Linked DNA regions of Mus musculus: region 1 is linked to region 2. A link is a contact called in ENCODE POLR2A ChIA-PET data. All regions are on one chromosome and are shown on one strand. The core of a region is the stretch at or near the end of the contact, and the rest is flanking DNA. Distances in the headings are between cores, read along the strand shown. Region 1 holds the start of Itga3 (integrin alpha 3). Region 2 holds the start of Ppp1r9b (protein phosphatase 1, regulatory subunit 9B).

Region 1 (3,999 bases), core at 880-3,379, 86 kb before region 2:
CTGATGACCTGAGTTTGACCTCAGAAAGCATGTAAAAGTGGAAGAATCACCTAGCCCATGAGGTTGTCCTGACTTCCATATGCAGACTGAAGCATGTTCTATAGGCTGAGGGAGTGGTCTTTGCTGCCTATGGCTTACATCTCTGGGGGTTTTGGTATGTTTGTTGTTTTCCCCCCTCTGCCCAGAACACTACAATCTACTTTATCTCTTGGGACCGGTTCCATTCCTAAAGCAGACAAGCTTCTTATCGGGAGCTAAACAGCCGGGTAGTAAATATGCATTGGTTTGTACGCAAAGACAGAGGAACAAGGCTAGAAAGGTCATCAGATCTTCTGGTATTTGCAAAGCTAAAGGAAGATAGATTGTTTAGCAGTTACCATTTTAACCAGTTAGGCGGGGCATCTAGAATTTGCCAGGCCAAAAGGGAAGTAGAAAGTAATGGAAGAGGACACTCCCATAGGAGAGGCTCCGGTCACACCAAGTCTCAACAAAATCTGATTTGTCCTAAGGGTTAATCATTAGCATAATGGTTAAGAAGGGTTCTGGGGTTAGATACCGCACTATTAGAATCTTAGCTTTGTGGCTTTAGCCGAATAGCGTAACTTCCTTGAGCCTTGGTGTTCTCATCTTAAAAGCAGAGCTAATTCCCTGATGACTGGTGTAAGGATTTCATAATCGTAGACCCGCGCCTTCCGGTGGCTCACCTCTGCTTTCTCATCTTTCTATTTAACTCCAGGCTCATCTGGGCTGCTCCTGCATCAATGTGGCCACATGGGGCTGCAAAGATCTCAAACTTACTTTATGCAGGGAAAGCTGCTTGCTCCCCCTGGTCCCTCCAGGGCTGTGTCTGATGAAGAGACAGCTCTGCTCCCATATGTAAATAGAGAGACAGGTACAGACCTGGGTTTACATAGTGGTGGCAACGACAAACTGTCAGTAATTGTCATGAGCAAAAGGACATCCTGGTCTCTAAGGGCTGCACCTTTGAGTGTAAGAGATAAGATCAGCTGTGAGGAAATGATTGTACCTTCTAAGGTCACAATGTCTAGATAGGGAATCAGACACAGAATGAGCTGGTTCCTCAAACACCGGAGCAGAATCCCATTGGATGGGCTCATTTTCTGCTTTCCCTTTTCCTTAGACTGGTGGTTGTGTAGATGTGTGTGTATACACATATATACTTGTATACATGTATATTGCCTTGAAAAAGTAGTATTTGTAAAGCAGTTAGCATAGTGCCTGCTGCATGTGCTGTTCTTATTTAATTATAAAAACATGTAGAAAACGATGCTCAGGGAAAATGAGTCTTGTTCTGCATTAGGGGAAATCTGAGTTAGACCAAAACAACATTCCATACACTCTTGGAGTTCCCTAATTCTTCCTCGGATAGTGAGATCTTTGAGTCAAGCCCACCTGTCTCCACCCAGCATCACACCTGTGGGGGCTGAGGTCCCATTCACTGCTTCGAGACAAAGGCTGCCCTTTGCTAATTATTATTTCTGATGGGTTGTCATCACCACCACTAAATATCTGTCTGGCTTTGCGGAGGAGCCGCTTCCAGCAGGGAACAGGATGAGAGGAGGCGGGTGGGCAGGAGAAATACTCCTTCATACATAACATTGAGTGTACTTAGCACGAAGAAGTTAAGTCCGGAGACCCGCAGTCACCTCTTAGGGACTCACATCACTGCGGAGGTCCGCATTCCAGGCAGCCGAACACAGTCGACCGTTCTCCGAAGAGCCAACGCCTGGTTTGTCCAGCGGGGATCGCGGTGCTGGCGGTGCCTTGAACGGCCTTTCCAGTAGCAGCCGCCGCAAGCGCCAAGCAAATCCACCTCTGGCCCCGCCCGTCCAATCCGTCTTGTACCGAAGGCGACGCTCCTAGGAAGAAGCTCTCCGCTGGAAGGGGAAATCCGGGCTTTAAGGGTTCCCGACAGGTGTCTGAGAGAGAGGGCGGAGTCGCGATAGGAGAGATGGAGAGGGAGGGGCGGCGCTGCCCCTTTAAGAGGCGGCGGCCGAGCGGGGACCTTTTCTCTTTCCCCGGAAGGAAAGCGGAGCCCGGACTGGGCGCGCAAGGTGGGGAGGTGCGGGGCTGGGCGGTGGGGAGGCGGGGCGCGCTGGGGAGGATCCCTCCCTCCTGCCCTCCTGGTGATCGAGGGCTTGCCGTTCTAAATCCTCCACCTAGCCGAGGTCCAAAGAGCTAACACCTCCAAGGGGGCGCGGCCGGGACCATCTAGGGTGTGGGGTGCTCGGAGCTCGGAACGGTGACCCGTCCACCGAACCAACGTGAGAGTAGATCCACGGATCTGGAAAACGGATTGGAAAAGCACCCGGAGCAGACGTGAAAGTGACCCGGACTAGGGTAAAAAATTGCCTGACTACCGGTGCAGCGGCTCTGCGGGCTCGGGTGTCCTCTGGTGGCGCCTGGAGCAGGTGAACCGTTCATCACTCCCGGTGCTGAGCCCTCTAGCGATTTCGCCCGGCCCCTTACGGCCCGGCCCGCAGCCATGGGCCCCGGCCCCTGCCGCGTGCCCCGCGCCCCTGGCTGGCTGCTCCGCGCTCTGGCCTTGATGGTGGCGGCTTGCGGCCGGGTCGCCTTCGCCTTCAACCTGGACACCCGATTCCTGGTGGTGAAGGAGGCGGTGAACCCCGGTAGCCTCTTCGGCTACTCGGTCGCCCTCCATCGGCAGACTGAGCGACAACAGCGCTACCTGTAAGTCAGCCTGGCGGCGGTGAGGTGGGGTGCAGAGAGAGGGGTATGTGCGCGGATACCTGACCTAAGCTAAACTGGAGCCCTGGGCCCGCTGACTTCCAGGCCTGCTGCTGCTGGCCTTTCCTTGTGAGCCAGGATTAAGAGGGCGGGTAAGACGGCAGTTCTCCGATTGTGGGGCTTGGCGGCAAGTGGAGGAAGGGGGTGGGGGGAGGGGGGCAGTAATCATGGCAAGTGCTGACCTGGCCAGAACCTGTCTAGACGCGACCGCTCCACATTTCAGACATCTTCGGAAGTAGGGTCTTTGTTGCCCAGCACCCTGAGAATCCAGTACCTAACATTAGCTTCTTTCCCGGGCTAGGAGAACTCTGTATATTAAACACCTATTACATCGCTCTTCCCCTCCTCCTTGAAGAGAACCGAGAATATATGCGTTCAAATCCCTATTAGCCCTCTCATTTAGCCTGTGGCCAGAGCAGCCACGCCCTCTGCAGAACCAGGCTGGACCACACTTCTCAAGGGCTTGGCATTGCAGAGTGAGGTGATGAAGAGGCTGGGCATTCGGAGCTGTCCAGAGACTTCCTCTTGCCCCTAGAGGAACGGACAGTAGAAGACAGAGGAGGCGCTGTCTTCTACTCTGAGGCCAGAGCCCACCCGGAAGCAGTGGGGGTACTCCCACCAGACATCTCCCTGCATTCCACAGATTCATGTTGAATCAGCAGCCCTGAGTGTGTTTGTTTTGGTTTGAAGAGGGGAATGGTGTTTTCTCTTTTCTTCTGCTCTTTGCAACAGCTGCAAGAAGCGGGAAGAGCCCAGCAGAGTGGAGGAGGGGAGGAGATTGCATCCAGCCACCTGCCCCTCCCTGAGCACACTCATGCCCAACGGGTCATGTCCAGGTGTCTGAGGTTTCTCTGCATAGGTTCTGTGTGCTTAGGTTGGCTAGCTGAGGGAAGAGGGTGACCAGAGGTGGTGAAACTGCCCAGGAGGGACAGTGATGATCCATCATATAAGCCCCTCCTACCTTTTTGAGCTGGGTGGTCTGCCAGGCATTTACTCCTGCCCGGCCTCTGACAGTTCCTAAATCAGAAGACACAGTCAAGGTAAAAAGTGTTGAAACCTCTCCCTGCTCTGACTGGGGCCTGTAGAAACTTGAGGAAGTTTGGAATGTTCAAAGTCCAACTCAACGTCAGTCTTTGCCTCTGTCCTGCTGGCCCAGCCCTTGTCCGTACTGCCCACCTGGACTTAGTCTCTACCCTACCTGGCCCCTGCAGAAGAAGGTGGATCCACCAC
Region 2 (4,011 bases), core at 47-2,546:
GGCCTGGATCACTTCCCCGGGAGCCGACTCGGCCTCAGACTCCCCACTTTCTTCAACCTCCACCGGCTTGATCTTGCGCACCTCCCGCGGCTTAGGCGGAGGTCGGGCAGGGGCCACCCGGTGCTGTGGGGGCTGCTGCCCTCCGGGGCCACGCTCCTTCTCGGTCGCGCCATCCCCCGACGGGGCGGGAGGCGGCGGCGGTGGCTGGAACACCCGGGACCGCTTAGTGACCAGCTTCGAGTTGACCTGGGGCGCCCCGGCTGCCCGAGGGGGGCCGGGTGCACGGTGAAGGCCGGTCCTCGAGTCGGCTTTCTCGAAGACCGCACTGAGCTGGCTGACCGTCGGCGACACGGCGTCAGCATCCAGCTTGTCCAGCGCCTCGGTGCTGCCGTTAAAGCGCACCACGACGTCCAGCTTCCGGTCCTGCAGGCCGGCGCGCTCCTGCCTCAGCAGCCGCCGCGCCACGGCCTCCTTGTCGCCACCCGAGGCCGCGGGGACGCTCCGTTCGAACAGCTTCCGCGTCTCCTGCAGCCGGGACGGCGGGTGCGGCGGAGGAGCGGGCTGCGCCGAGGGCGCGGGCTTGGAGTCGAAGCGGCTCACGCGCTCCGACACACTGGTGCCCAGCTTGAGCAGGGCACTGTGGTCTACGTTCTCGTTCAGGCTGCTGGCCCGCGGCAGGGACAGGCGCACCCCGCGATCGGACGCCCGTGGGGCCTCGGCCATGCCTGCGCCTCCGCCTGCCTCACCCGGCGGCCCCGCGGTGGTGCCCATCTGCAGGAACATACTTTTGATGCGGTGGACGTTGGAGCCATATTTCTTATGGTGGGCCGCCTTGGGTGCCTCGTCGGGCCCGGGTGCATCGGGAGGCTTTAGTGCCTGGATGCCCGCTTCGTAGGCGCTGCGGTGCGGGGAGGCGCTCCGGAGGGGACCCCCGGGCCCCCGAGGCTCCGTCTTCATCATGGTTGGGGGAGCCGGGTTCGCATCCCCCTGCTCCCCGCTGCCCCCCTCCAGCAGGCGGCTGGCCAAGTCGGGACCACCGCCCCCTCCCCCCAAAGAAAGAAATCCCGAAAGGCCTTCTATAGAGTCCCCCAGAAACCAAGCTGCCAAAAAACAGTTAACCCTGCTTTAAAAAAAAAAAATCTCCGAGCGCCCTGTGTGGGTCGCCTCCCCCAACCAAGCTGCCAAAGACAGCCAGCCCCCTTCGAAAGCTCTAGCGGCCTGGTGCGGTCGCCCCCACCCAAATTGAAGAAGCGGAGGCTGGCTGGAGCTGCTGGGACCGCGCGCCCAGCCCGCGAAGCAGCGGCCACGGCACCGGCTCACATCCTCCGAGGCGGTGTCAGCGGCGCTGGCGGCGCAGGCGCCCCCTACTCCGGCCGGGGGCCTTGGCTCTCGGGGTGCCCGGCATCCCCGCGCCCGTGGCTGCTCCGCTGACCCGGGCCGCTCCGCCGCGCCTCCCTCCCTCCCTCCCTCCCCCCCGCGCCCCGAGCCTCGGTCTTTCTCTAGCTCTGCCCGAACCGCGGCTGCCGGAGACCGAGCGGCTGCCCTTCTCGCCGCCGCCGCTGGGGGACTGGTACCACTGGGTCCTAAAGGGATCGGATTTCCGGGGCCGGAGCCTGTGAGCCCTCCCCTTCCCTTCCACCCTGTCGCCTGGTCTCTCCTACTCATAGTTGGCGGACAGCCTTCCGCAGCTTCACCGACCTTGGCTATTCTTCTTCAGCCCTCCCATCCCAAACTCGGCTTTTCACAATCCACTTAGGCGTCCCCTCATTTAACCCTGGGGGCGGGGAGCCATCCAGCCACAGCAGGAACTGGCCTTCTCCTCCCACAAAGTGAAGGGGTTCTGTGGGGAGGGCCCTTAATCATTTCTCTAAAGGTCCTTAGAGTGTTCAGGGGTACCAGCAACAAAACTTTTGGGTGCTAGATCAAAGTACATAATTTCTAGCTCCTTCCCAAAGGTGAAGGGGAATCTCAGAGGCGGAACCTGGGATTCTTCATTTTAACAATTCCCCATAGGAATTTTTTTTTTTTCATCTTTCAGAATGTAAAACTTGGGCCCAGCAATCTTTGTGGTGCTCTGTCCGGAGGAGAAATGAAGAAAGGGACAGGGTTGGGGGTTACATCACCCATATGGCAGGAGATTACCAAAGATGCTTTTTTGCCTTGGGAAGTCTTAAAATGACGTTGTTCACCTACCCCTTTGGGGAGAGGTATAGAATCCTGGCCTTCATAACCTGCCAGAAAAGATCTCTGAAACAGGAAGGTTTGTAAGGTGTTGGGGGAGGTTGGAAGGAATGATTCTAGAGTCCCAGGGCTAAAGTTTCCCTATTGAGAGTTCTACGTTGGGTCTCAGACTTAGAGGATTCTGGTCACTTGTGTGCAAGCGTGTTTGTGTGTGTGTGTACCCTACAAATCCCACCTTGAAAACTCAGCTTCTTTAGAGCTCCTTCATTCCTCACATACACAACAAGGGGCCTTGTTATGCCCGTTATCCTTCCCCAATCTAGCAGTGAGGATCCGTCCAATATTCAGTCAGGTCTAGATGTGTAGCTCCTCCAGTCGTTGGTAGATTCCCAGGAACTGAACAGGGTGGACACTAGGACCCAGAAAACAACTCAGGCACAAAGCCTCCCCCCTCTCCCCAGCTGCTTCCTGCATCTCAGGCCTTCCTGCGGCCTCTGCCTCCTCCCCCGCCCTCTTCCCCTCCATCCTCTTCCTCCTCTTCCCGTTTTCTCACTCTCTCCGGTTGGCCTGGCCCAGCTCATAGAGGGAACCCTCTACCCTTCCGTTCTCCGTGTGTGGGTTTTGTGGGACACTAACCCATGGCACGTGCGAAAGAGCTCTGTGCATGGGGGGGATGGGACGTGGGGAAACCGCCTGGGAACCCTGAAGATTGGGATGGGGAGGAGCCAAGAACCACTGGACTGGCTCCCTAGAGTAGTGTGCCAGGAGAGGGAAGATTTTTTGGCTCTCATCTGGAGCCGGAGATGAACCCAAATCTCAGGCTTTCGGATGCCCCCTGCATTTTTGCACAGTGGGCAGGAGACTTACCCCTCCCCAGTTCTGCGTTTGGGGATCTGTGCAGGGTAAAGAAGCCATCCAGGTTCCGTCTCCCCTCCTGACCCATCTTTCATGAACAAGCTTTAGGACATGTTCTCAAATTCAAGTCTGGGGCTTGAGCCCTTCACCCTAACCCGGCTACGGCAGTCAGTGGCTTGTTTTTTGAGAAAGGGCCTGCAGTATCCTGTGCTGGCTTCGAACTAAATACTTAGTCAAGGATGACCTTGAACTTTTCTGATCCAACTGCCGCCACCTCCTGAGTGCTGGAATTACAGGCTTGAGCAGTTACTCCAACCGAGGGCTTCCTTCTTGCTCAGCAAGCATTTTAGCAACTGTTTTACATCCCCAGCTCCCTCTGCAGTGGTTGGGCGATGCCCTTCTGCTCACCCCATTGCCAGTTGGGAATCTGAGCAGTGTTCTTAGAGTTCCTCTGTGGACTTGGTGGAGGGCCCAGGGCCCTGGGTGTTCTGCCCAGAATCTCCCACACCCTTTGTGGTGAGTCATTTTTCACTGGCCCCAGCCCAAGGGGTCTGTACCCACACTCCTGGCCAGGTGGGAGGAGGGGTTGGGAACCAGCTGTTAGTCCCTTTCCCAACACCCTTGGCAGAAATTTAGGATGGACTGGATTTAAAGGTACCCTCAGGTCTCCCTTGTTCAGTGATTTCTCAGAGTAAAACTCCTTTAAGGGCTTTGGGATGTGAGAAAGTACGGTGAGTGTGGAGCTTGGGTGGCTGCCGCTAATGAGTGGAGATTATTTTTTCCTGGGCTCCTAGATGGAGCTGAGCAGCACCCAAGCCGGAACTTCTGAAGAAGCGTTTAAGGGAGCTGAGTGGTAACCGCTTTAACCATCACTCTTTCCTTGGAATCAGGCACGACCCAATCTGCCTAAGAGATGGGTGGGGCACGGGGTGTCACCTCCATCCTGTCCCTGCCTGTCTGAGGTAAACTTTCATT

What was found. ChIA-PET counts read pairs that join two places held with the same protein, here RNA polymerase II (POLR2A).
Region 1: POLR2A ChIA-PET joins it to region 2 with 55 read pairs in Patski. The contact joins the promoter of Itga3 here to the promoter of Ppp1r9b in region 2. POLR2A ChIA-PET finds 5 or more read pairs at or near these places in 3 of 5 experiments (Patski and embryonic stem cell).

Annotation. Positions count from the first base shown.
Region 1 is chr11:95,074,844-95,078,842 of GRCm38, reverse strand. It overlaps Itga3 (integrin alpha 3), which reads left to right and starts at 2,129. Exons shown (of 26, transcript NM_013565.3): 1 at 2,129-2,712. The coding sequence starts at 2,507.
Region 2 is chr11:94,988,497-94,992,507 of GRCm38, reverse strand. Ppp1r9b (protein phosphatase 1, regulatory subunit 9B) reads right to left here and starts at 1,296. Exons shown (of 10, transcript NM_172261.3): 1 at 1-1,296. The coding sequence starts at 960.